Linked DNA regions of Homo sapiens: region 1 is linked to region 2. Evidence: chromatin loops called from intact Hi-C (ENCODE). Cell type or tissue: B cell. All regions are shown on one strand. Each heading gives the region's core, and the rest is flanking DNA. Links, peaks and the distances in the headings are about the cores only. Region 1 overlaps AKAP13 (A-kinase anchoring protein 13). Region 2 overlaps AKAP13 (A-kinase anchoring protein 13).

The links. Hi-C counts contacts between places; a loop is a spot of excess contacts. Peaks named below come from ENCODE experiments on the same cell type or tissue, not always from the same donor. Only the 100,000 strongest peaks of a DNase experiment are listed, where the experiment ranks them.
Region 1: a loop joins it to region 2, with 2.0 times the contacts of the local background. A loop is called at or near these places in 15 of 110 quality-filtered maps.

The regions. Positions count from the first base shown.
Region 1 is chr15:85,679,944-85,696,592 of GRCh38, forward strand. AKAP13 (A-kinase anchoring protein 13) reads left to right here. Exons shown (of 37, transcript NM_007200.5): 15 at 2,215-2,269; 16 at 4,798-4,930; 17 at 13,334-13,508. Among named protein-coding and RNA genes, the nearest start is that of LINC02883, 70 kb to the right of the region's middle. RefSeq lists enhancers at 7,654-7,963, 11,557-11,606, 11,757-11,846, 12,787-12,836, 13,277-13,326. In B cell, for the core only: no CTCF peak of the experiment used is centred there; DNase peaks (open chromatin) are centred at 8,928, 9,978, 10,591 and 10,815; H3K4me3 peaks cover 2,430 bases; H3K27ac peaks cover 2,500 bases.
Region 2 is chr15:85,628,990-85,645,638 of GRCh38, forward strand. It overlaps AKAP13 (A-kinase anchoring protein 13), which reads left to right. Exons shown (of 37, transcript NM_007200.5): 9 at 10,385-10,460. Among named protein-coding and RNA genes, the nearest start is that of LINC02883, 120 kb to the right of the region's middle. RefSeq lists an enhancer at 550-719. In B cell, for the core only: no CTCF peak of the experiment used is centred there; no DNase peak of the experiment used is centred there; H3K27ac peaks cover 429 bases.

The DNA of each region.
Region 1 (16,649 bases), core at 8,852-11,351, 55 kb after region 2:
TCAGAACCACATCTAAAAGGTCATCATAACTTAACTAAAATTTTTAGCAGTGGAAAAGTTGAAAATATTATAGGAGTCATAGATTCTCCTAGTACTCAATCACATATGTGTTCAGTCTTTAATTTATTCCACACATATCTGCTGGAAGCTTATGATTGGCCCTGCTTTGTGTTGGTTGGTATTTTTCTGCATTATGAATTTTATTTTTATTTAGTTCATATTACTAGGGTGGTAACTTACTAGGTAATTGCTTAAATGTATAGTAGAATCCAGGCAAGCTTAGAAAATTTAATGCTGCTCCTATCACTGAAGTTTCCTTGGGCAGAAAAGGTTTTAAAACCACTGATTTAAACTATCCTCTTGATTTTTTTTTTAAGTACACTAATGCATCATAAGATTAAAATGCTGATATTTTACACCTAGATTATGCAGAACCTGGGGATGGATCCCAGATATTCTTATGCTGCTAATCTTTCCCTCTTACCTGGCTGTTGTTACCATGTGTTGTAAGTGAAATGAACAGAAGAAGAACCCTAAACTGGGAAAAAGGAAAAAAATACGGAAGGCAATCTTTTGAAGACTTAGAATTTGTTTTAAGGTTTCTTATGTATTATTCCTACCTGTTGGCAATTTAAATTTAGCCAGGTGCAATGGCTCACCCCTGTAATCCCAGCACTTTGGGAAGCGGAGACAGGAGGATTGCCTGAGCCCAGGGGTTCAAGACCAGCCTGGGCAACATGGCGAGTCCCTGTTTCTAAAAAAAATTTGTAACAATAATAGATAAAAATAATAACTACAGTTTTGGATTTCTGTTCAGAATCTGGAACAGTTTGAGAGTTGAAGAGTTTCAAATGCGGGTAATCTGGGAGTTTTTTTGTTTGTTTTTGTTTTTGAGATGGAATCTCGCTCTGTTACCCAGGCTGGAGTGCAGTGGCGCAATCTCGGCTCACTGCAACCTCGACCTCCTGGGTTCAAGCAATTCTCCTGCCTCAGCCTCCCGAGTAGCTGGGACTACAGGCATGCGCCACCACGCCTGGCCAATTTGTGTATTTTTAGTAGAGAAGGGGTTTCACCATGTTGGTCAGCCTGGTCTTAAACTCCTGACCTCAAGTGATCTGCCTGCCTCTGCCTCCCAAAGTGTTGGGATTACAGGCATGAGCCACCGCGCCTGGCCCAAATGCTGGTAGTCTGGTAGTAGAACATCTTCAAATCTCTATCAGATTAAAGTTTTGCTTACAGTAATCTCAGAGATCCTTGAAACCAACCTCAAGGAAAAAGGAAGGTGTTTTGTCTAAATCGTTAAAATAGTGTTACAGAGTAACCTTTGTTTCCCTGGAATATACATGGAAATAGTTCTATAACTGATGTCCTGAAAATTGAAAATCATTTATCACTGTGACTGAGGTCTTGCTCTCATCTAAGTCTTCAGTAACTCAATCTTTATTAACATGTGGTAGATAAAAATAATAATATTCCTTCTATTTTTTCTTCATATTGCCCTATCTGACATAGTCTTAGAATTTTAATGACCTGCGGCAGTTTATGGTCCAGTGGTTGTGGAAGGAAGAAGTACGCATCTGCCTCATTCATTTTTATCTCTATTAGCCTGGAAAGGACTTTGCCATCTGTTTTATCTCCCTCATTTCACAGATGAGGAAATGAAATCCAAAGGTCTCATCCCAAATTAGTGACAGGGCGAAGACTTGATAAGCCAGCTCTGATGCTCTTTCCTGTTTGCTAATCTATTTCTAGCAATTCTCATGAAAATATTAGAGATGAGCTAGATCTTATAGAAACATATAAAAGCAGTATTAACGGATAAAATATGACATTTAATTTCCTATTCTATATTCTTCCTATGATGTCATCTCAGAAGGATGGTTTGTGCAAACTGAAGATTGATAAGAACTGGAATTAAACATGCTTCATATGTGTTTAAGCATTAGAAAAAGTTATTTGGAGTCTTTTTAGTTACTTGAATCCTGGATTAAACTTATTTTCTTCATGAGAAATTCACTACCTACTTCTGGTTCTAATTTGAGGGTTTCAAGTTTAATTTTTCCTTCTTTCAAACCTTTAGAAGGAGGAGGTACCATGTGCTGACTTTCACACGCTGTTTTTGCTTTAGCTGTGTCATTGTGAATTTATAAATATTCTACCCGGCATCAGTGTTAAATTTTTTGGTTCTAACTTTTTTTCTGCCTTGTTTTCTAGATTCACGGCCCTTCCACAGTACCTTCCACAATACCAGTGCTAATCTGACTGAGAGGTACTATAAATTTGTTACTCCTTTTTCCAGAAATAAAATGAAGAAAATTTAAAATCTCTTAGGCCATTTAATTACGTAAACTAAGTTAATTGAGCTTATTGGGTTCTTCTTTGAGTGATAAACTTGGAATAATGATTAAAAGTGGTTTTGTCATGAAGGCTATACCTTAAAGTTAATGTCTTCAGTAGTTTTATTAATTATACTGTCCTCATGATAAAAATTGGTTGTATTTATTGATGTGAGGGTACACTATTATTTGACTTTATGAACTTGTGCACCCTTTGCTTATGGGATTTTTAATTCCTAAATCTAACAGTCTAAACAACATTTTGTTTCATATTAGTGTCTGTGTGTGTGTGCAATTTATAATAGTCTTAGCTATTTTAAGCTTTAAAGCTGTTTTCTTCTGTATACATGTAAATGATACATAGCTCTGTCGAAGTAAACGAATTGATTCTTTTTTTTTTCTTTTGAGACAGAGTTTCGCTCTTGTTGCCCAGGCTGGAGTGCAATGGCGCGATCTTGGCTCACTGCAACCTCTGCCTCCCAGGTTCAAGCCATTCTCCTGCCTCAGCCTCCTGAGTGGCTGGGATGACAGGCATGCGCCACCATGCCCAGCTAATTTTGTATTTTTAGTAGGGATGGGGTTTCTCCATGTTGGTCAGGCAGGTCTCAAACTCCCGACCTCAGGTGATCCATCTGCCTCAGCTTCCCAAAGTGCTGGGATTACAGGCGTGAAATTGATTCTTTACTTGACAGCAAGCAAAAGATTTCTGTTCTGACTCATTATTTTTATTTAGGTTTTCATGCTTATGAGATAGAATATTCTACTTGAAGTTTAATTGGGGTTCCTATGGCTGCCCTGCAGTTTTTTCTGAGTTGCCTTCTTTTTCACAGAGGCATCAGTTATGATTCTGATTTAGAACCCTTGCAATGAATGCTTCTCTTTGCACTGCTTTTATAGCTTATTCTTTCTCCTTTCTACAGCAGTGGTTTTCATACCATTTCCCCCTTATCTTAAAAACAGACTGCTGTATTTTGTAAACAATGCATATATAAATAAACTGACTGTTGACAGGACCCCTTGTGGTGCTGCTTCTGCCTGCCACCTGCCCTCTCACAGAGGCCCTAGAGGCAATCACTGCTGTTCTGTGGGAAATGTCTAAAATATTTTAGAACACCTAAGCAAAGTAGTATAAATGGATGCCTTTTCTATATAACGGATTGTTTATTTGAATGCCCAGCTGCTCTTTTGTTTGTTTGTTTGTTTTGAGACAGAGTCCCACTGTGTCACCCAGGCTGGAGTGCACTGGCACAAACAATCTCGGCTCACTGCACCCTCCACCTCCCGGGTTCAAGCGATTTTCCTGCCTCAGCTTCCCGGGTAGCTGGGACTACAGGCGCGTGCCACCACACCTGGCTAATTTTTGTATTTTTTAGTAGAGACGGGGTTTCACCATGTTGGCGAGGCTGGTCTTGAACTCCTGACCTCGTGATCCGCCCACCTCGGCCTCCCAAAGTGCTGGGATTACAGGTGTGAGCACCGCACCTGCCCCAAATGCCCAGCATTTAAGAAAATCAACCATTGCAAATTACCTAAGTTAGAACATGCCCATCTTGGATGGACTTAGATTTTATGTAGGTTTCTTGAACAGGTAGATCACTGAATCTACATAAAACTCCTAAAATTGATCTTTCAACACTGTGCCTCAATTCTGTCTGCTCCTCAGTAAGTTCCCTCCTAAAATTGAACCTAGCTGCATGGACCAGTCCACAGTCCTGATTGTCCCGTGTGCCAAAGGCTAGAAAAAAGTTGTGATCTCTACCGTTAAGGAACTTGGATATGTGGTCAGTCATAAGATTCCTTGGTTTGCAACTCCTATTAACAAGTACCCTGTCATTCTGCTACATATATGGGTTTCCTTTCAAGCACCCATTTGTTACAAAGGAGTTTGTAGATTGAATGCTATTGTAGATGAATAGATTCCATATAAAATAATTACTGAATAATTGACAGGCTCTTTTTAACATGAGGTCACTGAAAATCCATAATTAAAACATTAAAAATGGGCCAGGCGGTAGCTCACGCCTGTAATCCAAGCACTTTGGGAGGCTGAGGTGGGAGGATTGTGTGAAGCCAGGAGTTCAAAATCAGCCTGGGCAACATAGCAAGACCCCATCTCTACAAAAAAATTTGAAAAATAGCCAGGCGTGGTGGCATGTGCCTTTAGTCCCAGCTTACTCTAGAGGCTGAGGCAGGAAGATTGCGTGAGCTCAGGAGTTCAAGGCTGCAGTGAGCTATCATCACACCACTCAGAGCAAGACTGTCTCCAAAACAGACAAGTGAACAAGAAAACATTAGTGACGGATCTAAGGAAACTTAGCCAAGTTTTGATAACAGAACCTGGGCGTTGTGGCATACTCTATAAAAAGCCATTCAGCAGCCTTCATCTACCTTTTATTCTGCTTCACTTTTATTTAACTTCTGTAGCCCTTTAAAAAAAATCAATCTTCTTGTTTTTATTTAGTATAACAGAAGAGAACTATAATTTCCTGCCACATAGCCCCTCCAAGAAAGATTCTGAATGGAAGAGTGGAACAAAAGTCAGTCGTACATTCAGCTACATCAAGAATAAAATGTCTAGCAGCAAGAAGAGCAAAGTGAGTATCACTGTGGGCATTGCTTGTGATCACCTCAGTAGGATCCTGTCACAGCCTGCATTCACACCAAAACTGGTTAAATCATGGGGACATAAATGGAAATAAATTCAGGATTACTCTCCGAAATCGCCTAATATTTAAAGGAAAATAATAAGAAGAAAAATAGCAAGAAGTGGAACTACCAGTTACTGAGTTTTCACTATATGCTAAGTGCTTTCCATATATTATTTAACCCTTTCAACAACCCTGTCAGGTAGGTGTTATCTCTCTTTTCTAAAAGTGATGTACCTTACCGAGGATACTCCTCTAATGTGAAGAAGTAGTTCAAACCAGATCTCTTTGGTTTCAAATCCCATACTCTTAAACCACAGTGCTTAAATCTGTAATATCAGTTTAAATGCAACAGAAGGATTTTATGCAAAGATCAAAGGATTGAAAATATTTATATTTGGCTTTAGAGGGAAGGATTATCCCACAGAAGATTACAAGAACTTTTAAGACTAATATGATTTCTTAGATCTATTTCTAATTAGGAGCATTTGGAATATATTCTCTTAGTGATTAAGAGATTAAATAAATGTTTAAACCGTGTGTGTGTGTGTGTGTGTGTGTGTGTCTGTGTGTGTGTGTGTGTAAGGCTCCACTGTATCACCCAGGCTGGAGCACAGTGGCGTGACCATAGCTCACTGCAGTCTTGAACTGCCAGGCTTAAGCAGTTTCCTGCCTCGCACCGTAGCCTCCCGAGTAGCCAGGGCTACAGTCATGTTGTGCCATCGTGCTGAGCTATGTTTAAATTTGTTTGTAAAGATGAAGTCTTGCTGTTGTGTCTAGGCCGGTCTAATGCCTTACCTCAAACACTCTTCTCGCTGCAGGCTTCCGAAGCCCTGGGTGTGATCCACCGTGCCCAGCCTAAAGTAACATTTTTTATCTAATTATTTTTCACATGCTCATTATGGAAATCTTCAAAATCTAAAAGTAAAAGAATGAAAATCTCCTGGAATAACCCCGCTTAGAGATAACTACACTTAATGTTTTGGTTTATATATTTCTAATCTTTTTTAAAAATGTATTTTCAAAAGAAAGGGAGAAAAGAAGTTCACTTTCTTATACTGATTCCCAGTGCTAAACCAAAACTGATTCCATTTCAAGTCCGTGGGGAAAAACTTTTCGCCTCTCACACCCTGTTCATCTACCCACAACACCCTCTAACAAAATAAAGACATAAGTAAATAAAAATTTGAAATCAGTTAAGGAACTCTTGCAAGGAATCACTGTGTGTGTGTGTGTGTGTGTATGTGTGTGTGTGCACGTGCATGCATGTGTGTGTGTGTGTGGTATATACATGTACATACAGATATATACACACGTAGATACATGCATATTTAGAAGTAAGGGAATAAACAAACATTGAATTCAAGAATATTGTCATAAAAGGGCATTGCCTCCTCCCTCACAAAACAAGGTGCACTAAGCTTCTCAAGCCCTCACTTCAGTGGGCTGATGGAAATATAGCCAAAGTATTTTACCATGTTTTGTAAGATCTCTTGGTTTAGCAAATACATTCAAAGAAATTTTTCCACCAAACGTGCCACAAGAATTGTGTTTTCATTTCTCCTGTGCAAGTACAGAATGGAGAGAAAGTAGGCAATCAGGGAGAGATGCAAAGAGTCTAGCAAATTATTTCTAGCATAATCACACATTTAACTTCAGACTCAGCCTTGTTTTATAATTCCAAAAAAAAAAAAAATGAAGGTCAAAGAATACTGCTTTACCAGTATTCTACGTATTTACATATTGGCAGCCAGGCTTAAAATAGAGCCTTACCTTTTTTACTTACCACTGCCGGCTTGGATACTAGTTGGTATCAACAAAAGAAAATCCCCTTGGACAGAGCAATATAAATTAGCCAAGTATTATTAAATGCTTTGTATAGTCTTAGCATTCCACTAGGTGTTAACAGGCACCTAAGAGAACTAAAGCTCATAGTCCTGACCTTGAAAAACTTTATGATCTAGTTTGGATGAATTCAAAATGTTTTCATTGTTTTTTATTTTGCTTTAAAACTACTGAATCTTGTCTTCAAACAAGCTTTTCGTGGAAGACCAATAAATAAGTGGAGATTCCCCCTTTCTAGCCATCTCCCCAATGTCATGGAGTTTTAGGACAGAGCAGTGAATGTACCACTCATCTCATGGATAAGGTAAAACATACACATGATAGGAAAAAAAACAACGTAAGATGGAATTTAGAAACTGGACCCTGACCTTTAAAAAAGTCTCAGCCCTCAGCCTAGCCTCCTTATTTTACAAACTGAGGCACAGAGATGTATGCTTCATGTCACACAACCTCACACAACCTCACACAACCTCCTGTTATCTGACTTCCAGGAAGTAGTACTCATCATTTTGTGTTTAAACAAAATGTTACTATACAGCGTAATTTTTTTCTTTTAACTTTTTTAATCTGAAAGGACTGGAGTTTGCTAGGAGGAGATGAGCAGAAAGGACAGGAGAAAACATATTTTGTGTTAGACCGAAATCTGTGATCACTGGTAGAAACTTTTAGTATCAGTTGACCTCTTGTCTCTGATCATCTCCTTTGTCAAAATGACAACACTTTTTTGCAATTGAGATTGGTTCCTCTTTCAGACTTGGCTTCAAGATTTGATCTCTTGGGGTCGTGCTGTCTTTAGCAGTGGAAACTCAAAAAATTACAAATTTGTAACCCTGAATTGTAGTCCATTTCCCATTACCAAGTGTTTAGAGTGCCCTAGTGGCAACTGTAAGTCACCTTTTATAGTGAGGTGTTACTAGCTCACTTTTAAATAAAATTGGAACAGCTTGGCTTTTGTCAATGTAGCAAAAGATGATTTTTTAAAAGGTGGGGGTGGGGCACAGTGGTACACACCTGTAATCTCAGTACTTTGAGGCTGAGATGAGAAGATCACTTGAGACCAGGAGTTCAAGGTCAGCCTGGGCAGTATAGTGAGACCTCATCTCTACAAAAAAATTGTAAAATTAGCTGGGCGTAGTGGCACACACCTGTAGTCCTAGCTACTCAGGAGGCTGAGGCAAGAGGATCACTTGAGCCGAGGAGTTCAAGGCTGCAGTACGCTGTGTGCACTCCAGCCTGGGCAATGGAGCAAGACCCTGTCTCTTAAAAAAAAAAAAAAAAAAGAGAGAGAGAGGAAAGAAATAGGGGAAATAGTAAAGCAGTATATTTTGTGTTAAATACCCTCACTCTGCTATGTATCTGCATAGCATTTTACCATGCAGAAGTACTGTATTTTCTAAATGGTAACATAAAAATTAATGAATATTAAATTTTCTTAACATAGTGATGCTAACTCTAATCTTGTTCTTAACTATTGAATAATGTTACTTCTCCATAATGTTAACAAATTGAAAGTGCTACTATGGATATTGACACTGATTTTTCTGTGAAAATGATAAATTTTCAGTTTTTAAAAATTATTTTTTAAATAGATGCTGTGAGAGACCGTCTGATCCAATTGTTTTATTAATCTACCATACAATAAAACTAGACCTACATCTTTTAAAGGAAAAATTTAAGCATCTACCGAATATAATATTAAAATGCCACCTGTAACTCTTAGAGAAGTGTCTAAGGATTATTTGAAAATGTCTGCTTTCCTTTTGCATGATATATATATCTTTATGAAAATAGGTTATAGTGATTAACCTAGATATATTCCATTCAGTTGTATAATTGTGATGATAAACAGTTCTTAAACATGTCCAAAGAAGCCAAAAGCCAGTAGGCAGTAAACTGTTCACATTCCTAGGAGGGTAACATATTTTGTCTGGATCACTGGGTTTTGTATATAAACTTAAGAAATTGAGTCCTTGATCCTATGTCCTTTTGAGAATTATCACCGACTGGCATAAGTGATTAGATTAGATAAATATATTGAATGTGTTTGTGGAAGATGAGAGGGGATGCTAAACAGGAAGTATAGCAGGAAGACTGGCAGTTTCTGCTTTTGTCTTAGTATCTTTGAGAGATAGTGCTGTTTCCTGCTAAGTAATTTTGCGTGTTACAGAGTATTTAAACACTCATATGCATGGTGTTCGAGTTCACAAAGGGAGTGTGGAATGACCCTCTTCAAACCATCCTATCACACTGGTTTTCTTTTTTCTAAACCACAGTTACTTTTGCACCAACCTAATACTAAGCTTTCCTCTTTGTAGACAAACAAGAGGTGGTTAGAAATGTTTTAGACAAATCTATTTGATTTGAAGTAGGTATTTTTGAGTGCACAGGTTAAATTCCTGCACAGCTGCAAGTATACTACATGACTTTGTAACAGGACATTCAGTTACAGCTCCTAGGTCCTGTGGTCTGTATAAAAAAGAGCTGTACCCATAGGCCTTTCAGAAGTGCCTCCTAGAGTAGTGTTTACAAAGACTTAATTTTAAATGTAATTCTCATTCCTTCTTTGATTAAAGATCTGTAACATGACAGTTGTTTGATCATATCATGTTTTCACAGTTGTCCAGAGTGTTCTTTTTATTGTAATTACATGTATAAAGGGGTATTTTTGGAAAAGTGAAGAATCACCTTTGATAGTGTCCTAGTGCAGTTGTTACCTGCATCTATCCCTGTTAAATACCGTTAGCCTGTTTCTCCAGCACACAGCTAAAGCATTTTGCCAGTTGTTAAACATGGAAAAGTCAAACTTCAGAAAATAACTAGTCACCACTTTACACCAGGCAACTTCACTGAAAAGTTTTCTTATGAAACTCACTGCATTTTACAAAATGAGGAGTCTATTTTAAAATAGGTAAGATGTGTTCCTTAACTTCCCGTGTAAAAACTTGGCCTCAAACCTTGCTAGAGTTCTTATATTGCTGCTTAAGCACTGTCCACACACACTGTTTTTGGGGGGAGTGAGGTCTCGTTTCATTTCCTGTATCCTTTGTAACAAGGGTTGTTGGCTTTAGCAGCAGCATTCAAACAGTTAAGACTGTCTTAAGGAAACAAGCAGCCTCAGCCCTCCCTCCTTCCCTTTCTCAGCCAGTCTCTGGCTTCCTCTTACGATTTCACTAATGGCAGCTCAAAGCTGCTGAGCTCTGCCCTGACGGCATGCGCCCCCGCTTCTGTGAGAGCACGCTTCCTGGCATGGGGGTCGAATCATGTCGATAAAATGGGCTCGGTTTCATGAAGTACCCCACATAACAGTGAGATTCATAGGACCAAAGCATGGGGAGGTAAGAGCCTGACTTCTTTAAAGCACTAAATTCTAGTAAACACAGAAAGAGCCAGTGGAGTTGGTTGTTTTGTTTTGTTTCCATCCTGGGAAGAACTAATTTGGATTGTTGCAAAGGGAAGCTATTTCTTATTTATTCAGGTTTGAAGAGCATTGCAAGGCTTGAGAGGATAAGCTGGTTGCCATAAAAAGATTTTTTAAACGATTGAAGTATAATTTAACTTTCCTGAGCAAAAAAATCAGATGCTTTTCCATTTAACATTTTATGCATGGAAAAACCTTTAGCAAAATTTAGTTAAAAGAAAGAAATTATTTGAAAAAACCCAAATTTAGTTGTTGATTATTACTAAAGTTTTATGTACTTTAGTGATTACCAATTTTCACTCAGAACAGCTTCCTGTTTTGTAAAGTGAAGGAGTTTTTCTCCCTTCCTCTCTCATTATTTTTTATAGTTCAAAAGTGTAGTAATTTGGCTCTTAGATGTTCATTATATGTATTTGATTAACAAAAGACTTCACATGAATCATAGATCTAGCAATTATTTACCATTTCATTACAGTGGTTGGGTTCTGAACAGAAAGTCAGAAGACCTGGGTTCCCATTTTGACTGTGCTGATCATCTGTTGTGTGACCTTTTGCAAGTCAACCAACCTCTCCAGTCCCTGGCAGCATAGTGCAGTGTATGAGAGCTGAGCTTTACAGTCAGCCAGATCTGAATCTTAATTTCAGCTTGAGCAGTTATTGGCGTGTGGCCTCAAATGCATTATTAAACATCTCTAAGCTTCAATCTCTTCAGATGTAAAATGGAGATAATACCTAGTATTATCATTGGGTTGTTGTGAGAAAATACATGTAAATTGCTTACTACAGTGCTTAGCACGTAGTAACTGTTCAGATTTTTAGCTGTTATTTATTATCTTTATCCTCTACGTTGTAAAATGGGAAGCATAATGCTCACCCTGCCCACTTCAGAGTTATTGAGTCAGACGAAATGATGTATGTAGAAGACATTGATTCAAAATGTTAAGGCATTTAGTAGTTGTCATGATCACTGACTTGGGACACCCATTTTCCTGGAATTTTTTTAGGACATAACAATGGTATTGACAATAGGTAAAACCTCTTACCTTGTGAATGGTAGGTCTTTGTAGTCCAGTTGGTTTGAAAGGAAATTATTTCATTGATACTGATAAGCCAGCCAAGTACTCTGCCAAACAGTGCTTCTAAAGGACCTTTTATGGAGAGCATGGTTATATCCCCATGGTCCTGGCCTCCTAAGGATGGTGTCCACCTGAAATGTCCCTGACTGCTTTAGATATTTCATTAAGGACCCACCACTCATCAGTAGTTCTTCAAGTTTTCAGTGTTTGAATTCCTTTCCGTTCCTCTTCATGACTGTGTAAGCTTTGACAACAGCCTCTCTTAGATTGAGGCTTGATGTCATATGAGTCCTCTGCTTTCAGTCTGTCTCTAGAACATTTCTGACATTCCTGCAGTATTCTTAAGGTGACATGGCCAACTTAATCTGGCACTTAGAGCTCCTGACTCTCAGCCCAGTGCCCCCACTGTTCACCCAGTCTCATGTCTCATTTGCTGGTGTCCCCTGTGCTTTGTACCTAGCCCGGTTTTGGCCTGCTCAGTAAGTAGAAGCACCTGGGCAGTGGCTGGGCACACAGGAAGCACAAGATGAGTATCAGTTTCTGTTGCCACTCTGACAAGTGAGGGAAGACCACAGGAAAGAAAGGAGCTTCACAAAAGAGGTCAGAGAGCACGGCGTAGGAAGCTTATCTTTCCAACCTAGGGACACTGCCTGCTTTTCCTGCCTTCCTGCACCCCTAGGTACTCAGGGTAGAGGAGTGAGCTACTAAGCCTTGGGACTTCCTTTCCCTGGAACCCCATTTTTTTAAAGGAAGTGACCCTGTTGGTATCTAGCTTGAGGAACAACAAAGGTGGTTTTTGAGAAAAATTATTAACAAGGCTCCTTCCTGTCATCCGTGCATTCTCCTATCCTCCCTGCCCTGCACCGTTGTCCTTTAGCCACTCCCCAATTTCTTCTATCTTCCCTGCTCACATCAAAACTTCCTTTCCCTTACTGCAAGCAATACCTTTCTGTGTTGGCTTAGGAGAATAATGAGCTAATGAAACTCATTTCCAGTAAATTATGAGTAATTAATAATATTGCTAAGCATTATTGTGTATTCACTGTGTGCCAGGCACTGTGCAAAATGCTTTAGAAATGTATTATCTCACCTAATTGTCATATGTTTTAAAAAACATATGAGATGGGTACTTTTGTGATTACTCCCATTTGACAAATGAGAAAACTAAGGCTCAGAGAAATAATTTACCTAGGGTCACGCTATTACTGAGTAGTAGTAGTGGTGGTGGTGGTGATGGTGGTGGTGGTGGTGGTGGCAGTAGTGGTAGTAGTGGTAGTAGTACCTGAATCTGAACCGAGGTCTGGTACCATCGTCCGTATTCTTAACCACTGTACGGTTTTCCAGCCTCCCCTTCTTATCAGTCTCCTCTTGCCGGTTTGAAAATTAGGGCAAAGTTAATATTTACAAACCTTAAAATTCTAATTAGCAGAAACTGAAAATGTATATGTGGGGCATATTTAATATTTCTAACTAGAGTAAAGGAGGAGACTTTATACATACTCCGTCACTTAGGGATATGCAATTGATGTGAGAAAGAGAGGAGCCTCGGTAATTTTTCATGCCACCCAGGCATCTTTTTTTCCCTCAGGCTGATCCCAGAATTGCTGCCACCCTTTTTTCTGCCCTCTGCCTAAAGCTGGCCCTAAACCCATGACTCTCTTCCTGTGTGGACTGTGCTGTAGCTTGCTGAGGAAGGGCTGTACTGAGGTGTCAGAAGCCTCCTTGCAGTGCTGGTCCTTGGGTATTGTGTCTGTTGGTAGAAGTAACCAATGAATAAGCCACTGCCAGAACTGTTCCGCCTGCCCAGTTTTCGTGTGAATTTTCTAATGTAGCTTGCGTGCCAACGCCTTAATTTAAAAAAACAAAACAAAACACTTTGCCCAGAACTTTGTTTCTCACTCCTTTCCAAAATAGTCACCAGCTGTTGTTAACCACATGCCATCTGGGTGCCCAGGTAAGGAGAAAGCCCTCCAGTGTTCAATTAACTGTGGATTATTTTCTTTTCTTCGGCAGGAAAAGGAAAAAGAAAAAGATAAGATTAAGGAGAAGGAGAAAGATTCTAAAGACAAGGAGAAAGATAAGAAGACTGTCAACGGGCACACTTTCAGTTCCATTCCTGTTGTGGGTCCCATCAGCTGTAGCCAGTGTATGAAGCCCTTCACCAACAAAGATGCCTATACTTGTGCAAGTAAGAGACATGCTTCTTCCTCTCGTAAGATGGAACTCTCTTGGCTCAAGAAAGCTCATTTCTTGTTTCCTGTCCCCACTCATTATCTGTTCCTCATTTATGTGGAGAAGTAACCCTTTTTATATCTTTCTTTAGACATGATAAAAGAAAGAAATTCTAGATGTATAACATACAGCCTATATTTTTTTCAGACAGCCCCAATTTCAAATACAGTCAAGTTAAGATGGTTCAGCCTAGCTTTTTAACTTTACAGTGGTTCAAAAGCAATACACGTTCAGTAGAAACTGTACTTTGAGTGCTGGTACACTCATTTCGTTTTTCACATTTAGTGCAGTATTCAATAAATTACATGAGATAGTCAACACTTTATCATAAAACTGGCTTTGTGCTAGATAATTTTGGCCAACTATAGTCTAATGTAAGTGTTTTGAGCATGTTTAAGATAGGCCAGGCTAAACTATGATGTCCAGAAGGTTAGGTGTATTTAAATGCATTTTTGACTTAATAGTATTTTCAATTTACCATGGGTTTATGTGGATGTAGCCTCATTGAAAGGATGAGGAGCATCTGCACTCTGTTCTATGATCTCTAAACCACTGCACGTTTTAAAAGTCTGTGTCAGCATCAAAATTATCCATAACCCCAAACCCTAAAGCTACTCAGTGGTCTTCTGTTAGATCATATGTGCTCATTTTTATTCTATTACTTTGGTATATGCTTCAGCCATTACCAACATTAAGCCATAGTGACGGCCAAGGGAGAGCACCTCCGTGCTCAGGGACATTCTGTGCTGACCTGCTGAAAGCCAAGTCTGCTAACTGAGCATTGTTCCTGGTTTTGATAAGACACTCTCAGGCAGGAGTTGCTTAACTTTTTCTGTACAAGACCAGATAAAAAGTATCTTAGGCATCGTGACCCACATGGTCTCTGTCACAATTCTTGAACTCTGCAGTTGCAGTGCAAAAGCAGCCGTAAGCAATACATAAACCAATGAGTGTGATTCCAATAAAACTTCACTTATGGATACTGAAATTTGAATTTCATAAAATTTTTGTTATGTAATAGTTTTTTGATTTTTAAAAACTATTTAAAATGTAAAAATTATTCTTAGCTCATGGGCTATACAAAAATAGGCTTCAAGCCACATTTAGCCCACAGACCATAATTTGCACGTTTTTGCTGTAAGGCAGTGCATCTCAAAATTTTGTCAGTGCACAGATCAAAAGTAGTATTTGTAGAGCATACCAGGGTAAATCAAGGAGGCTGCTTCTGGTCAGAGGTGACAGTCTGGAGTTCCAGCCAGTCCAGGGCCAGTCCAGTCACCCGGAAGGCTGAGGTAATTAACATGATACTATATCTATAACCAATTCAGATGTTATAGTGACGAATTCAGATGTCAAGGAGCAACTCTCAGACCATGATGTCCTGAAATCTTGTTTTCAGTCATTTATGTTGGATATCCCAAGTAATTTCTTACTAAAAATAGTTAACTTACTGAAATCTGATTTTTTTTCTTTTTTTTTTTGAGACAGGGTCTCACTAGTTGCCCAGGCTAAGTCTTGACCTCCTGACATCAAGTGATCTTCTGGCTCAGCCAGCCTCCTGAGTAGCTGGTATTAGGCATGCACCACTGTGCCTGGTAGAAATTTGAAATGTTTAAAAGTGTATTTGGGCCAGGCGTGGTGGCTCACGACTATAATCATAGCACTTTGGGAGGCCGAGGTGAGCGGATCACCTGAAGTCAGAAATTCGAAACCAGCCTGGCCAACATGGCGAAACCCCGTCTCTACTAAAAATACAAAGTTAGCTGGGCTTTGTGACACGTGCCTGTAACCTCAACTACTCGGGAGGCTGAGGCAGGAGAATTGCTTGAACTTGGGAAGGGGAGGTTGCAGTGAGCTGAGATCGTGCCATTGCACTCCAGCCTGGGCAACAGAGTGAGACTCCATCTCAAAAAAACACACACAAAAAAACGTGTATTTGGACAGATTGGAAGTTACTTCTGTGATGATTTTCACTCACTTTCTTGCTTGGAAGAGGAGGAGTGGAGTTACAGCTAGCACACAGCCTGTCTAATCTGTGCTACAGTTCCTGTGACTTTTTGATATGACTGACTTTATGACACACATTCATGTAAAATGATTTTTATTGGATGTTACACCCCCAAAGTAGTCAGCAACACTATTTGTTTTACTGTCCTATTTTTTCAAAAGTAACCAAAAACCATGAGAGCTCTCACCCGAATCCTCATGCATCCCTGTGGGCAGAGATCACACACATTAATGTCATCCTTCATTTGTGACTTACCAGACCATTGAGAGCCACTACCACATAATAATAATTTCATGTAACCTCTAGGAAACAAGAGACTGTCACTGTTCAGTATTCCTCCAGTGTTTATTTTGGAACCCAGGTTCTAATAGGACTCTTCTGGGACACCAGTCGGAGGTCTATAGTTTAGTTTTTTAGCCATTGGACACAGTTAGCTTCTTAGTACTGGAATAACCTGGTTGCCTAGAGCAGTAATCACCAAGCATTTTATAGCATGTTCACCTATTATTAAAACATTTTTAGCATACTCACATAGGATACATACATAACATAAAAATTACATACAAGTCCTACTGTGCCATACTTTCCAAGAGCTCATTCTAAAAATAAGTCTCAGAATTGCCATTTTCTTGTTTTCTGGTTAGTTATTAGTATGATTAGTATTGTCTTTGATTCATGACTTCTTTGAAGGAATTTGTGTAACTCTCATCATTTTCATTTGATTTTAGTGGAAACCAGGTAATATAATCCATAAGCCCACTTTATTGGATACCTGTATGTTTCCATTCATCACAACATGCTGAAAGTAAACAAATGTGGATTATGCATGCCCAGCCCATCTCCTGAGTGAAGAATACCCCGCTCCCTTAAGAAACCTCTAGTGTCACATATAAAGTGAGGCTGCCTAACATAAAGACTGAGCGAGGCACCCACTTATCAATTAGACATTAACTCAATTTTTCTTCTACGTTAAGGAGTCATTTTAAATAAGAGCTGTAAAATCTTCCTCCTGTGTTCCAAGGGATTGTTTTTTACATCCCTCCTTGCAGTGTGCCAGTTCTTCTTTTGGAGAGCACTGATCTCAGAAAA
Region 2 (16,649 bases), core at 4,635-7,134:
CAAGACCAGCCTAAGCAACATTGTGAGACCCCTGCCTCTCCAAAAAAATTTTTAAAAAACAACTGGGCATGGTGGCACATGCCTGTAGTCCTAGCTACCCAGGAGGCTGAGACAGGAAGATTGCTTGAGCCCAGGAGTTTGAGGCTGCAGTGAGGTATGATTGCACCACTGTACTCCAGCCTGGGGTGACAGCTTCTTCTTCTGAAAAGGAAGGAAGTGAGGGAAGGAGGGAAAATGAAAGGAGAAAGAAGAAAAAGGGAAAAGAACAAGAAGAGACTCTTGAGGGGGAAATTTGTGGTGGACTGGAAGTGAGGAAACCTTGGGTCCTCTGTTTTGAAATATTTATTACTTTCATCAAATTACTTTGCCTCCTTTGGCCTCAGGTTTTTTATGGGTCTAGTAAAGGGAAGCAGGGCTGTAATCCTCAGGGAGTCTCTCCACTTTTTTCTTCAGAATCACTGAGGATAATGAATTCAAAGATTATTCATTAGGCATCCACCATGAACCATGCACTTACTACTCATTGGGGAGATCCGTTAAATAGATGCGATTTTGTTCTCTGGAAGCTTATGGTCTTTTGAGCAGATAAAGCTATAAATACAATATAGTTCATCTACATGTATGCTCTCCACAAATCACCAAGCCTCACTGAGTGTGTTTTCTTCCTCTCTAAAATGGCAACATGCCTTCTCAGGGGTATGTAAAAAGGTCAAATCTATGGGATGGTACTTTAAAGTATCATGAATCTAGAAATATAATGAGTTCCTTTACAGCCTTTTTTTTTTTTTTTTTTTTTTTTTTTTTTTTTGAGACAGTGTCTGGCTGTGTCACCCAGGCTGGAGTGCAGCAGTGCTGTCTTGGCTCACTGAAACCTCCACCTCCCGGGCTCAAGCCAGCCTCCCACCTCAGCCTCCTGAGTAGCTGGGATTACAGGCGCCCACAACCATGTCCAGCTAATTTTTGTATTTTTTGTGGAGACAGGGTTTTTCCATGTTGCCCAGGCTGGTCTTGAACTCCTGAGCTCACAGTTGCCAAATTCAGTAACTTCTTTTTGTTTTGTATCTGCTTTGACTTCTCTGCAGCAGCTTCTGTGAAGCTCTAATCTCCCGAGTTCTCTGGCTCTTAGACACTGGTGTGTGCCATCTCTGACTTCTCTATTCTCTGTTTTTTAACACATACACACACACACACACACACACACACACACACACACACACACATCATGAACTAAGATGGAAAATTGTAACACACACACACACACACACACACACACACACAAACACAATGAACTAAGATGGAAAATTGTAATTCCGGCCCAGTGTCTCTGTATATATAACATTTGTGACCCAACCAGAAATATACGTAGCACGAAAATACTCTATGCAATGTGGTGTTCCATTCACTGTCATTCCCATCTCTATTAATTACAGCATGCATTGTCCAAGTGAACACACATTTCATTGTCTACTATGCAAGATGCTATGGTAGGCTTATTGACCGACCTAACATTTTCACATCTCACATGTAAGCTGTGAGTTCTTTGAGGACAAGCTATTTTACTACTTCTGCTTTTAAGGCTTGGTTGGTACAGTGTTTATTATATAGAAGATACTTAACACAGTTTTTAAAAAATAGAAGGATAGAAACATCCCAGCATGGCGAGCCTTACATCTTCACACAATCTTCCTTTTCTAGAAAGTAACAATAGATTTTAAAATAGATTTTTCCATTAAAAAAAAGAAACTCAGGATGAGCACCCATGTCACACCTACTGTGGTAGCTACAATAAGAAAGATAACAAAAATAGGTGTTGACAAGAATGTAGAAAAATTGTTGAATGGTACAGCCACTTTGGAAAACAGTCTGACATCTCCTTAAAGTATTAAACATAAAGTTACCATGTATGTAACCCAGCAGTTCCAGTCCTAGGCGTATGCCCAGGAGAATTGAAAACATGTCCACACAAAAACTCTGAATGTTCATAGCAGCATCATTCGTCACAGTCAGAAAGTGAAAAAAAAAACAACCACCCAGATTTCCATCAACTGATGCATATAGATAAGTAAAATGTGGATATATCCATACAGTAGAATATTATTTGGAAATAAAAGAAGTAAAGTACTGTTACATGCTTCAACATGGGTGAACCTCAAAAACATTTTGCTAAGTGAAAGAACCCAGCATGAAAGACCAAATAATGTGTGACTCTATTTGTATGAAATGTCCTGAGTAAGCAAATTTGTAGAGATAGAAATACATTCGTGGCTCTCTAGGCACTAGGGGACAGGGGATGGGGGTGAGGCATGACTACTAATGGATATAGGGTTTCTTTTTGTCAAGATAAAAATGTTTAAAATTACATAGTGGTGATGGTTACACAACTCTATGAATATACTAGTACTATTGAATTATATACGTTAAATGGGCCAGTTTTCTAGTATGTGAATTACATCTCAATAAGGATGTTAAAATGCAAAATAACACACACACACTTTCTCTCTCTCTCTCTCTCTCACACACACACACACACACACACACACACACACACACACACACACACACACTAAATGCAATGTGGTGATTTGGATGGGATCCTGGAACAGAAAGAGAACACTAATGGGAAAACAAGTGAAATCCAAATAAAGTCCGGAGTTTACTTAATAGTAATGTACCAGTGTTGGTTTCTTAGTATTGACAACTGTGTTATGGTTATGTAAGATGTTAACGTTGGAGAAACCAGTGAGGAAGGGAGTGGGGATAAACGGGAACTTTCTGTGCTGTCTTTGCAAACTAAAGTTATTTCTACTTTTTATGTATACTATTTTTTGTATCAGCCTGAAGTTGTTACAAAATAAGTTTATCAAGATAAATTTTTTAAAAATAAAAGAAATATATAACCATTGAAGAAAATTTGGGAAACTACAGGAAAGTTAAAAGGAATATAAGTTGTCTCTTTGTGGTCGTTCAGACATATCCACCCAATTGAAAATAGATTAGGAGATTGCACCACAGAAGTGTAACATGTCAAGAGATTTTTGGCTGCCACTGTGTGTAAAATTTTTAATACTATATAATATATACTAATTGTTAATGTGGTGGATCGGAAATTGTTCCGTACTTGCAAGCTGGCAAGTTAACTTACATCCTGACACAGTTTCATGGGTGCTGGCTGAAGTCATGGCATTCTAGGGTCAGAGACAGGTAAATGTATTACTCATTGCATAGCCAGCAGCATCAGCATCACCTTCTCGTTGGTTCTCCTTGCTTCCTAAGCCCTATGCAGGCAACACGAAGGGGTCCAGGTTGATGCTGTGTCACAGCTGAGAAATCTAAACCTGAAGAAATCTGAATTTTTATACAGTGGACAGTAAGCCTGTGTGACCTTTGCCCTTGACTGAGACATTATCTTTATAATACTGGACAGAAACAAACCTGCCCTTTGCTTCGGAAGGAAACAGTATTTTTATCTTCTAAGGGTGTTTGATATACAAACAGTCTTGAAAAGATAGTCTAGAATAAAAGGACCATCAGGGCTTTTGCTGATAAAACCTGCAGAAATGCAAGAGGGACATGGAGAATTGTTTTCCAACATGATTATGTTCTCATCACTGTTATTATGTTCTCATCACTGTTACTCAGAAATTAGCATATTTACTTAAAGATATGTAACTTTAATTTTGTTCTAGTAGTATGTGTTTATTGTATATAATTTTGTAAAATATGAAACTCACTTTATGTAACACATGTACCTAAAATGACAGGAAAAGTATAGAGAGTCTTAGTTGCTTGCATATTCAAGGCAAATAATGTTCACTTTACTCATTGGCTGTGGAATGACATGTGGTATTGAGAAGGTAATGAAAAGTATTCTAAGAAATAAAATTTTTTTTTTTTTGAGGCGGAATCTTGCTCTGTCGCTAGGCTGGAGTGCTGTGGCGTGATCTTGGCTCACTGCAACCTCTGACTCCATGGTTCAAGCGATTCTCCTGTCTCAGCCTCCCAAGTAGCTGGGACTACAGGCATGTGCCACCACGCCCAGATAATTTTTGTATTTTTTCAGTAGAGACAGGGTTTCACTATGTTGGCCAGGATGATCTCGAACTCCTAACCTTGTGATCCGCCTGCCTCGGCCTCCCAAAGTGCTGGGATTACAGGCATGTGCCACCGCGCCCGGCAGAAATAGAATTTTAATAGGGTTTTCTAAACTGTTGGCCCCTTGTTGAAGGTCAAGGTAAGAGACAGTAATATGGTAATTCGTAGTAGTTCATTTCCACATTCTTTACTTATCACTAAAGAATCATCTGAGCTCTTTTATTTCTGTAAACTAAACTTGTTGCTGTATTCATGCAGCCTCTTCTTATTACAGGAATAATAGGGGCGGGGGGGGAGTAATTTTTTCCCTTCCAGCTTAAAAGTGTAGTTTTGTATTGCAGTACAGTGGTTCTATTAGCAGAGAATCTTATTTCACAGTAAGTAAAATTTGGCTCATTGCAAATGAAATGCCATTTGAAATTAAGAGAAAATTCTCTGAATGACTTTTTTTTTCTTTTTTTTTTTTTTTTTTTTTTTTTTGAGACGGAGTCTCTCTTTGTCACCCAGGCTGGAGTGCAGTGGCACAATCTCGGCTTACTGCAAGCTGAGCCTCCCGGGTTCACGCCATTCTCCTGCCTCAGCCTCCCGAGTAGCTGGGACTACAGGCGCCCGCCACCACGCCTGGCTAATGTTTTTGTATTTTTAGTAGAGACGGGGTTTCACTGTGTTAGCCAGGATGGTCTCGATCTCCTGACCTCGTGATCTGCCCACCTCGGCCTCCCAAAGTGCTGGGATTACAGGTATGAGCCACTGCACCCGGCCTTTTTTTTTTAAAAAGGAAAATGTGTTGTTTCAATTCTTTGAAAGATGTGGATAGGGTGTTGGTAAAGTTACAAAATTTGTGGTTACTTCCTTATTGTGTATACCTTAAAGTACCTTTCAGAAAGGATATTTTTAAATATGTGTAATCCCAGGGCACCTGCTGAAGATTCAGTTCCATTCAGGATTACTTTTAAATTTTTGGCATCATTTTGTAACACACCAGGAACTGAAACCTTGATGGCCCCTGATTCTTGCTGTTTTTGCTCTCTGTAATAGTAAAATAGCTGAACAGAGCAAATGATAAAGTGTTTTGTTTCATGTGGTTCTAGTTTGCCTGGTTATTTGCAAGCAGTTTAATTCCTTTCATTCATTTTATTGTCAGTTATAATTTGACAAAATGTCTCTAGCTTTCTGCCTTATGCCACTTAGCATATACAGTAAAACTGTTGATCTTTGTCAGCAGAAGAGTTTAAGATTCTCACTAAAGTGATCAGAAATATATTTTAGAGGTTATTGAATAAAATCAAGGCTTCTGTCTTTGAGCATACAAATATTCACAACTACTTAGTAGTTTGTTTAGATATTTCTGCTCATATTATTTAGAATTACATCTAAGTATGTCAGTTTTAATGATTAAAGGGTTATAATGTTAAGGTGTGTGGGAATTGTGAAGACTAAAATTTATTTTATATTTTATACTTCTGTTTTTGAGAATGTATTTGTTTTCAGCTTTATTCTGGTATAAATTTCCATACAACAAAATTAACCAATATAAGTTTATAGTTTGGTGAGCCTTGACAAATATTTAAATTGTGTAATCACTACCGCATCATAATAGGAACACTTCTGTCAGCTCAGAAGTTCTGTTCTGTCTCCCTGTAGTCAGTCTTCTCCTTCATTCTCTGCTGATCACTAATGTTTTCTTGCTACTGTAGGCTTGCCTTTTCTAGATATTGCATGGATAGAACCATACAATACATAGTCTTTTGAGTCTGGCTTTTTTTTTTTTTTAACTTACCGTAATACTCTTGAGATTCATCCATGTTGTTTGTATCAGCAGTTCATTTCTTCTTTCTATGAATCTATAACATTGTATGGATATATTATAATTTGCTTATCCATTTACCATTTGATGGCAATCTGGACTGTTTCTAGTTTGGAGCTCTCATGAATTAAAGCGCTTTAAAAATTCCAGTGCAAGTCTTTGTGTGACAGTAGGTTTTGATTCTTCTTCGGTAAATGAATGGAATGCTATGTTGTATGTAAGTATATGTTTGACATTATGAAAAACTGCTAAACTGCTTTCCCAAAATGGCTGTACTATTTTGCTTTCTTTCAGCAACAGTACTGTGTTCTAGTTGCTCCACATCTTTGCCAACATTTGGTATTATCAGTCTCAAATTTTGACTCTTGTAATGGATGTCTGCTGCTATGTCCTTGTGATTTTAATTTACATTTTCCTGTGGATTAATGATGTTGGGTATCTTTTTTTTGCTTATCTGCCTTTCGTATATCTTTTTAAATAAAATGTTTATTCAAATCTTTTACCCATTTAAAAAATCATGTTGCTTTGTTACTGCATTGTAAGAGTTTCTTTTATTTTTAAATATTCCGGGTAGGAGTTCTTAGCAGATAATTGTTTTATAAATATTTTCCTTCAGTTTTTAGTTTACCTTTTTGTTTTCCTAACAGTGGCTTTTGAGGAGTAAAAGTTTTTAAGGTTGACATAGATTTATCCTTTTTTTTCATGTTTTAAAAAATGTACTATTTAAGAAATCTTTGTGTAACCGAAGTTCCCATAAAAGTGTTTCCCTCTGTCTTCTTTAGGAGTTTTATAGTTTTAGGTTGAACATTTAGATATATAAAGTATTCTGAGTTCATTTTTATAGGTGGTAAGGTTTGGGGTAAGATTTTAGATCTTGGGGAGTTGTATTTGTTTACATATTAGTATCCAGTCGTTATAGCATCATTTGTTCATAAGACTATTTGTTCCTCATTAAAATATCTTGGCATCTTTGTCAGGAATCAATGGGCCATATCTGTGAAGGTCTGTTTGTGGATTCTCTCTTCTCTGCCATTGATCTATATGTCTGCTGTTTAATATCACCCCGGTTTGGTTAGTGCAGCTTTTATAGTATGTCTTGAAATCATGTAGTGATCAATTTGAGGACAATTAACAACTGTATTGAGTCTTCTGATCTCATGGAATCTCTGTATTTATTTAAGTCTGCATTAATTTTTCTCAACAATGTTTTATAAAGGTTTCAGAGTATGAGTCTTACTCATATTTTCTTAAAATTATCCCTAATTATTTTATATTTATTGAGGCTTTTGTAAATGGTATTGCTTTTACTTTTAATTTCAATTTCTAATTGCTCATTGCTAGTATGTTGACTTTGTGTCTGGCAACCTTGCTTTTATTAATACATTATTTATTCCAGTATTTTTATAGATTCCTTAGGATTTTCTACATAGGCAGTCACGCCATTTGTGAATAAACCAAGTTTTACTTCTTCCTTTCCAATGGTATGCGTTTTCTTTCTTTTTCTGCTTTACTGCACTGGATAGGACCTCCAGAATATTGTTGAATAAAAGTGATGAGAATGGACATCTTTGGTTACTGATCTCAGAATGAAAGCATTTAGTCTTTCACCAATAAATATAATGTTAACCGTAGGTTTTTTATAGATGCCTTTGTCAGGTTGAGTAATTTCCTTTCTGTTCCTAGTGTTCTGAGAGTTTTTATCATGAATAGATGTTGAATTTTGCTGATTTTTTTTTTTTCCTTTGAGGCAGATTCTTGCTTTGTTGTCCAGGCTGGTGTTCAGTGGCACAATCACGGCTCGCTGCAACCTCTGCCTCCTGGGTTCAAGTGATTCTCATGCCTCAGGCTCCCTAGTAGCTGGGATTACAGAGACCCACCACCACACCTGGCTGATTTTTGTATTTTCAGTAGAGATGTGGTTTCACCATGTTGGCCAGGCTGATCTTGAACTCCTGACCTGAAGTGATCTGCCTGCCTTGGCTTCCCAAAGTGCTGGGATTACAGGCATGAGCCGCCGCTCCCGGCCCCAAATTCTTTTCATCTAATGATGATCATTAGTTCGTGAGTTTTTTGGTCTTTTAATAAACTGGTTTTTCAAGTGCTAAACCAACCTTAAATTCCTGGGATGGACCCATTTGCTCATGATATATATTGCTGGATTCCATTAACCTAAAATTTTGTTAAGGTTTTTTGCATCTGTATTCCTGAGGAATATTGATCTATAGTTTTCTTATATCTGTCTGGTTTTGATTTCAGAGTAATGCTAGGCTCATAAAATGAGCTGCATTGTAAATACTTTTCTTCTGTTTTCTGTAAGAGCTTGTGTAGAGTTGACATTTCTTTCTTAAATGTTTGGTAGCATTCACCACTGAAGTCATCTAGGCCTGAAGTTTTCCTTGTAATAAAGTTTTAAACTATGGACTCAATTGCTTTAATAGAATAAGGCTATTTAGATTATCTATGTTTTCTTGAGTGAATTTTGGTAGTTTGCATAGTGTCATGGAATGCTATTTCATCCAACTTGATGAATTTATTGCAGTAATGTTCGTAATATTTCTTTATTTTTTCAATATCTATAGGATCTGTAATGGTGTCACTCTGTAATTCCTGATTCCTGTCATTTGTCGCTTTTCTTTTTTGATTAGCCTCGCCAGAGTTGTATTGATATTATTGACCCTTTTAAGGAACCAGCTTTTGGTTTCATTGATTTTATTGTTCTTCTGTATTCTATTTTATTGATTTTTGTTCTTTATTTTCTTTATCCTGCTTGCTTTGGGTTAATTTCCTCCTCTTTTTCTAGTTTCATAAGGTAGAAGTTTAGATCACTGATTTGAAACCTTATGTTCTAATATAGGCATGTAATGTTACAAATATTGCTGTTAGCACTGCTTTAGTTATATCCACACATTTTTATATGTGGTGTTTTAATTTTTATTCAATTTAAAATATTTTCTTCTTTTTCTTAATATTTCTACTTTCCCTGGGTTATTTAGAAGTTTTTTTTTTTTTTTTTTTTAATCTCTGTCACCCAGGCTGGAGTGCAGTGGCGCGATCTTCACTCACTGCAAGCTTTGCCTCCCGGGTTCATGCCGTTCTGCCTCAGCCTCCTGACCCTGAGTAGCTGCGACTGCAGGCGCCTGCCACCATGCCTGGCTAATTTTTTTGTATTTTTTTTTTAGTAGAGACAGGATTTCACCGTGTTAGCCAGGATGGTCTCCATCTCCTGACCTTGTGATCCGCCCGCCTCAGCCTCCTAAAGTGCTGGGATTACAGGCGTGCCACGCCCAGCCTATTTAGAAGTTTTTAAAATTTTTTTCAAATATTTGAGTTTTTCCCCAGTATCTTTTGTTTTGGATTTCTGATTTAATACTGTTGTGATCACAGAGCATACTTTTTATTATTTTAATTCTCTTATATTTAAGACTTGTTTTGTGCTACAGTATATGTTTGTTTTATTTGAGGTTTGTTTTATGTGATACAATATGAACATTTGTTTTATTTGAGGTTTGTTTTATGTGATAGAATATGAACATTCCAAGTGCACTTGAGAATGTTTCTTATGCTATTATTGGGTGGAGTGTTCTATATTGTGTTAGCTCAGATTGGTTGAGGTTTTTCAAGTTTTCTCTATCTTGCTGATTTTGTTTGTGTTTATCAATTAAGAGAGGAGTATTGAAATCTTCAGTGGTAATTTTAAAAATTTAAAATTCAATCAAAGAGAATTATAATATTAAGAGGGTTGGGAGGTGTAAAGGCAATATTTAAATTTTTTTTAATTTGTGGGGAAGGGGGAAGTATTTGCTTTTTAGAATAACACAGACTTGGCATTCCAGCACCAGTCCTGCTGTTTATTACTTCAGCAACCCCTCTGAGCCTGTTTTTTTTTTTTGAGATGGCGTCTTGCTCCGCCCAGGCTGGAGTGCAGTGGCGCGATCTCTGCTCACTGCAACATCTGCCTCCCGGGTTTAAGCAATTCTTGTGCCTCAGCCTCCTGAGTAGCTGGGATTACAGGCGTGCACCACCACCATGCCTGGGTAAATTTTGTATTTTAGTAGAGATGGGGTTTTGCCACATTTGCCAGACTTGTCTTGAACTCCTGGCCTCAAGCAGTCCTCCCACCTCAGCCTCCCAAAGTGTTGGGATTACTGGCATGAGCCACACCAAATATGTATTTTAATATTTAGTCAATTTCATTTGTTAACTTTTTTAATTTTACCCTTGGCCTACACTATGGCCTTCATCTTCGTGTATCTTTTCTTATTGCTTTTGTATGCCTAATTTTTATTGACAACCTCTAAAGATCCTTGAGTATAGATTGCTGTGGTAATATTGTGAAAAAAAAATTTTTTTCCCTTGACATAAGTTTGCTCACCCTGTATTAAAGAAAAAGATAGGAATGTTGGTCAGTTGACATAATTTTGGCACCTGTAAAATTATCTCACATTACTTCAATGTCTGAAACTCTGTGTTTTCTTTTTCTTTCAGATAAACCGAGAAAACTGGTGTACAATAGAGCCATGCCCTGATGCAGCATCTCTTCTGGCTTCCAAGCAGAGCCCAGGTAAGCTGAGATTATCCATTCATTTTCTGGAGCTGCAGCCCCACTCTGGCAGATCGTTTTATTTGGAGATCTGCCCTTCCTTAGCATGTTATACAGTAAATCAGAGGAAGGGATGTATGTGATCTGGGTTTGTAGGCATTTTGTCTTACAGTTGAAGATGAACACATGTAATTACCGAATTTTGTTTTGGTAGCAACAGACATCATAGGTGGCTTTATGATTCATTCATTTGTGAAGGCATCTGTGCTGTGCATATACATATGACATAGGATTTTTAATCTGGTAAAAGTATAAATATACTGTTAACCAAACCTGAGGTTCTCAATTTTGAATGCACATTGGAATTATCTGGCTGAACAAGCTTTAAAAATATACTGATGCCTGGGTCCTACCTCCAGATATTCTGATTTAATTGGGTGGGGTGTGGCCTAGATATCAAAATCTTTATAAGCTCCTTTGATTACCCTGCTGTGTACCCAAGGTTGAGAACCATTACACTTTGGACACATGGTCAGGAATTAAGTCTTTCCTTAAGTACCTTTGAGTTATTCCTAACAACACTTGAGGGTACGATGCTCTTAAGACCTTGCTTGTTAATGACACAGCACATAGCTTGTGATTAGTTAGGATTCCCAACTTTTAAACCAGGTCCAGCCTCTAACTCTGTGTGATGTAAAGTATGTTCCCTAATGTCTGTGTGCTCCGTTGTCTCCCTCCCATCTGTAAAGTGTTAGTAGCCTGTCTCATTTTGAGGGTGTAGTACAGATGACATGATGAGTAATCCCTGTGCCTGTTCTACGACTGCTAAGTGAATACTAGTAATTTGCATTCTGAGTTTTTTTAGTCTGTTTTACCCAGCAAGCCTCTGTTTGCCTTCCCAATTTTTACTGCCCAGCTTTAAAAATTACCTAGTCTTCATTTGCAGGTCTTTTTAGAAATAGTTTACATGTAGATACCCTCCAGTAGTATTAAATTTAAAAACAAATGGTTTTGAATCCTCTAACTCCAGAGCAGTTTCCTACTGATTGTCAACTCTCTAACTTTACTACAAAGGAAATATTGAAAACAAATATGAGAAGTGTTTTTCTCTATTTTTGTCTCATTTTTTGAGAGTAGTTAAGGATATTATGCTATAGTTGTGTTCAGGGTCCAAGTTTTACAAGATTGGCCCTGTTCACAGATTTAGCTGACACTTCCCCCATGTAGCCTCCTAGAACCTTCTACTTAAACGTGTACCACTTACTACTGTGTTTTGGGTCCTTAAACTGTTTGGGGCTTTTTCTAAAAGTGTAATTAAAACCACCCAAGAGTGAGACTTTCTGCCAAGTAAAGGTTAAATGAGGTTGGTCACAGTTTGAATATTCATAGGAAGGAAAGATCTCCACACATCATAGTTTAATTTCTATATTTAGAGAAATAATTTTTGAACCCCTGGATGTTTTCCCCAGGACACAATTTTGAATTCTGTAGACCTACTGTACACCCTAACCCCAAGCATAAGCAATTTAGTCTTTTTAGAGTAATTATTGTAAAATCTCGATTTAACAGAATTGCAGATCAGAATTATGCTACTGAGCTTCAGACCTGAGATTTTGATTTTAGGCATAGTGTTTTTGTGAATCCCAGGTACTTTGTTTTGCAGGTTTCTGTATTTTACTTTATACACACTTCCTCAAGAGAGCAATAGCATTAGACCAAATAAGATATTGTCTTTTGGCCGGGCGAGGTGGCTCACGCCTGTAATCCCAACACTTGGGGAGGCCGAGGCGGGCAGATCACGAGATCAGGAGTTCAAGACCAGCCTGGCCAGTATGGTGAAACTCCCATCTCTACTAAAAATACAAAAATTAGCCGGGTGTGGTGGCACGCCTCTGTAGTCCCAGATACTCGGGAGACTGAGGCAGAAGAATCACTTGAACCTGGGAGGCGGAGGTTGCAGTGAGCCAAGATCATGCCACTGCACTCCAGCCTGGGCGACGGAGCAAGACTCCATCTCAAATAAATAAATAAATAAATAAATAAATAAATAAATAAATAAATAAATAAATAAATAAATAACGGAGTCTCGCTCTGTCGCCCAGGCTGGAATGCAGTGGCACAATCTCGGCTCACTGCAAGCTCCGCCTCCCAGGTTCACACCATTCTCCTGCCTCAGCCTTCTGAGTAGCTGGGACTACAGGTGCCTGCCACCACACCCGGCTAATTTTTTTGTATTTTCAGTAGAGATGGGGTTTCACCATATTAGCCAGGATGGTCTCAATCTCCTGACCTTGTGATCCATCCCCCTCATCCTTCCAAAGTGCTTACAAAGGGATTACAGGCATGAGCCACCGTGCCTGGCCAAGATACTGTCTTTTAAAATCACTTTGTATACTCTTCAATAATGGATAAATTACAAGATAGAATTATGATTAGTGTGACATAACAGAGCCCACCGGATTTCAGCAGTGTGTTTTCCTGCCCTTCCCCAACAACAGTTTGTTGGCATATATGTTGTTTTAAACCTAAATGACTAGATAACACCTTTTAAAAAGTTTGTATTATGTTAGCTTCTGAAAAGCTAATAGCTCAGTACACAAAAATTACAGACAGATTTACATATGGGTCATAAAATGGGACTGGCCCTACCTGTGTCCACCTTTAAGGTACTGTCATCTGGATACTTACTGAATCATACATTAAAGGTTAATGAAGCCTTAACTTCATTAGACACATATATCACACACCTGCTATGTGCTGGAAACCAGAGTTCTGGTTACTGTATGTATAAATTATTCCTGTCACTATGACTCCTTTAGGGAAGTACTAATCATCTCTTGTCACTGTTATGGAAATGGCAACTGAGAGGGGTGAAATTACTTCTTGCCTGGAATTTTTCTTCTATTAAGTAGTCAGACCTAGATTTAAGCCTGATCAGTCTAACTAAAAAACCAGAGCTCTTTACTCTTGTTTACACTTAGATATGCCGCTCCCCTTTATTCAGTAGGAAGGGGACAAATAGGAAGAAAGAAAAGATTTTATTAATTTTGAAAACTTACCAATTCATGTGACACAGGGTGTGGATTAGCTCTGCCTTTAGGGATTCCCCCCACCTCCCCCCGCCCCATGGCGTTAGGGGGTTATAATGGTTTACGGTCCCTCTCTCTCCATCTTAGCCCTTCTTTCTGTACTTTTCCCTCTTTCCCTCCTCAACAGTCAGCTTTATCTCACAGAGCAGACTCTCGTCCCAAACTTGGTTTGTTATCCCTTGTGGTGCTGGCTTGAATTTATTTTCTGGGTGAGGTATTCCTCCCAGGGCTGAATCTGGATCTTCCCCATGAATTTTCCATTCGAATATCGTGAGCTAGTTTGTTTTCCAGTCTGGAATTTGGACGTGGTCTGTTAGAGGGCCAGCTGGACAGCGAGCAGCTCAGCGTAGTTGCTGTGACAGCCCTTTCTTTTCTTGGCCAGCCCCCATATTTTTCCCTCAACCATGGAAAGGCATTTTTTTATTTTTTCAAGCAGGGAAAGGAGAAGGAATAGATCACACCCACCAACTCCTCCTAGGTTACTACATACTCTAGGAAACGTGAAAAAAAAAAAACCTCCAGAATACCCATAGTTTCCAGTCTGTTAAAGGCAGGGCTGTTCCCATTGAACTAACACACTCCAAAATAGTTTGAACCAAGACTGAAACAGACTAAGGTGATTTTTTTTTTAAATGAAAGATTTTCAGATTCATCCATGAGCCCTCTCTCACTTCCTATGGCATTTTTTTTTTTTGTAATTCTTTGTTGAAATTGTCTTCTAATATGTTCATTTCTGCTACAAGACAGTAAACTGCTTCCCCCCCAACACTAAACATTTCTTTTTATTTGGTTACTCCCCAGTATTTAGCCAGATGCTTAACTAGTAGAAAAAGTAATTTTATTGGCAGGGGATTTATGACCTATACCAATGCAATGCAATGCAGCCTTGACCCTTGCTCTAAGCTACCAGCGCAAATAATTCAGTGATTATCACTAATTACTTAACTGTTAATTAGAAGAACTATTTCTTCCCACTTTCAACACACAGAGACAACATAATTACCATCCAGGCATAAAATCTAATAATCAAAGGAGACGTTGGAAGTTATGTAGTCCAACCCTCACTTCCCTCTCTGTGCAGATACCTTTTCTGTAATATCTTGACATAGTCATTCTGTGTTCCAAAACCCTTCTGGTAAAGTGATAGTCATTACTTTATAGGCCACCCAACCTATTGCTAAGAAGCCCCGTTTTAGTGAAGCTCTGTAGCTCACACTCACTGGTCTTTGCCCCTGGAACAGTACAGAGGGAATCTGTGACAGTCTTTAGGCACATTTTCTTCAAGCTCCTCGGCAAGCTGTATGTATCTCAGACGGTTTGACTGTCGTGACCCCATTACTACGTACACATTTTTGTTTATCAGTGTTCTACTTGAGATGTTATTTAGGAACAAGTACAGTCCCGAGGGTGTGGTCTGGATGGCACATAGCGACAGGACTGTCCCCGTTTTGGATGCCCGTGTACTATTTACTAATAGAGACTAAAACTATTAGTGTTTCTTTGGTTTTGTCATCACCTTGTACTGTCAGTTCCTTTTGAATTTGCTTCCCCCAAAACCTCCAAGTAGAGTTCTCTTTAACTCCTAGATAGCCAGGTTTCTTGCCCTGTCCCTCATCATTTAGTGTCACCTACAAATTTGATAAAGCATGCCTACCTGGTTGTCCAAATAACACATTAACTTGCTTACAAAAACAGAGATGCATGACTTTTATCTTCTTTTTTTTTTTTTTTGGAAATGAAGTTGCTCTCTGTCACCTAGGCTGGAGTGCAATGGCGTGATCTTGGCTCACTGGGCTCACTGCAGTCTCCGCTTCCCGGGTTCAAGCGATTCTTCTGCCTCAGCCTCCCAAGTAGCTGGGATTACAGGCACCTGCCACCATGCCTGGCTAATTTTTTGTATTTTTAGTAGAGACGGGGTTTCACCATGTTGACCAGGCTGTTCTCGAACTCTGGCCGCAGGTGATCCGCCTGCCTCAGCCTCCCAAAGTGCTGGGATTACAGGCTTGAGCCACCATGCCCGGCCATGACTTTTATCCTTAAAACTTCTTAGGGCCAGGCCCAGTGGCTCACACCTGTAATCCCAGCACTTTGGGAGGCTGAGGCAGGTGGATCACATGGTCAGGAGATGGAGATCATCCTGGCTAACACGGTGAAACCTCATCTCTACTAAAAATACAAAAAAAAAAAAAAAAAAAAAAATTAGCCAGGCATGGTGGCACGTGCCTGTAGTCCCAGCTACTCAAGAGGCTGAAGCAGGAGAATCGCTTGAACCCAGGAGGCGGAAGTTGCAAAAACTTATTGAAGGAAGCTCATATCCACTCAGTAATGGACTTGGGTTCTTGGTTTCACCATCCACAAATCTCTTTAACCGTGTTGGTACCCAGTCACATGTCACTTTTGTTTACAAAGTTAATAGCCTGGGCAACATGCCAAAACCCCATCTTTACAAAAAATAAACTGGACTTGGTGGCGTGTGCCTGCATTCTCAGCTACTTGGGAGGCTAAGGTGTGAGGATTGCTTGAGCCCAGGAGGTGGAGGTTGAAGTGAGCTGAGATCATGTCACCGTAGTACAGCCTGAGCAACAGAACGAGAACTTGTCTCAAAATAAACAACACAAAACAGAAAAGCAAAGTTAATAAGAGAGAATACCTTGCTTATTTCAAGCTACTAAGTTTTTAGGCTTCCTCAATGTACAAAGGTAGTATTTCTGTCACAGACCCCTCCCTCTAGCTTGCCAGGGTCCCTGTTCTAGTTATTGAACCGAAAACATTCTAAATGATAAATTTTTCCACTTTGGCATATTATGCCCCCAATTTAAGAGCTATTTATGGTAAGAAAAGTTAAATTATATTTCTGTTATTACTCAGTAGAACCTATAAGTTTAAAACAAACCCCATCACATAGTTGCTAGTAAAAGACTTTGGATTTTGAAGACAAAAGAAAAAAAATGCCCTCACTACCATGAGGAAAGCATTACCATTCAGGTATCTAAATAGAAGTAGAATATGCTTCTAAATCATCCTTTTATCTTTCTGTACCTAATATAAACGTGGCAGATGCATGATTGTCCTGTAGGAGCTATTTCAACCTAGAATTGGAGTAGCAGAGCTACTAATTTGA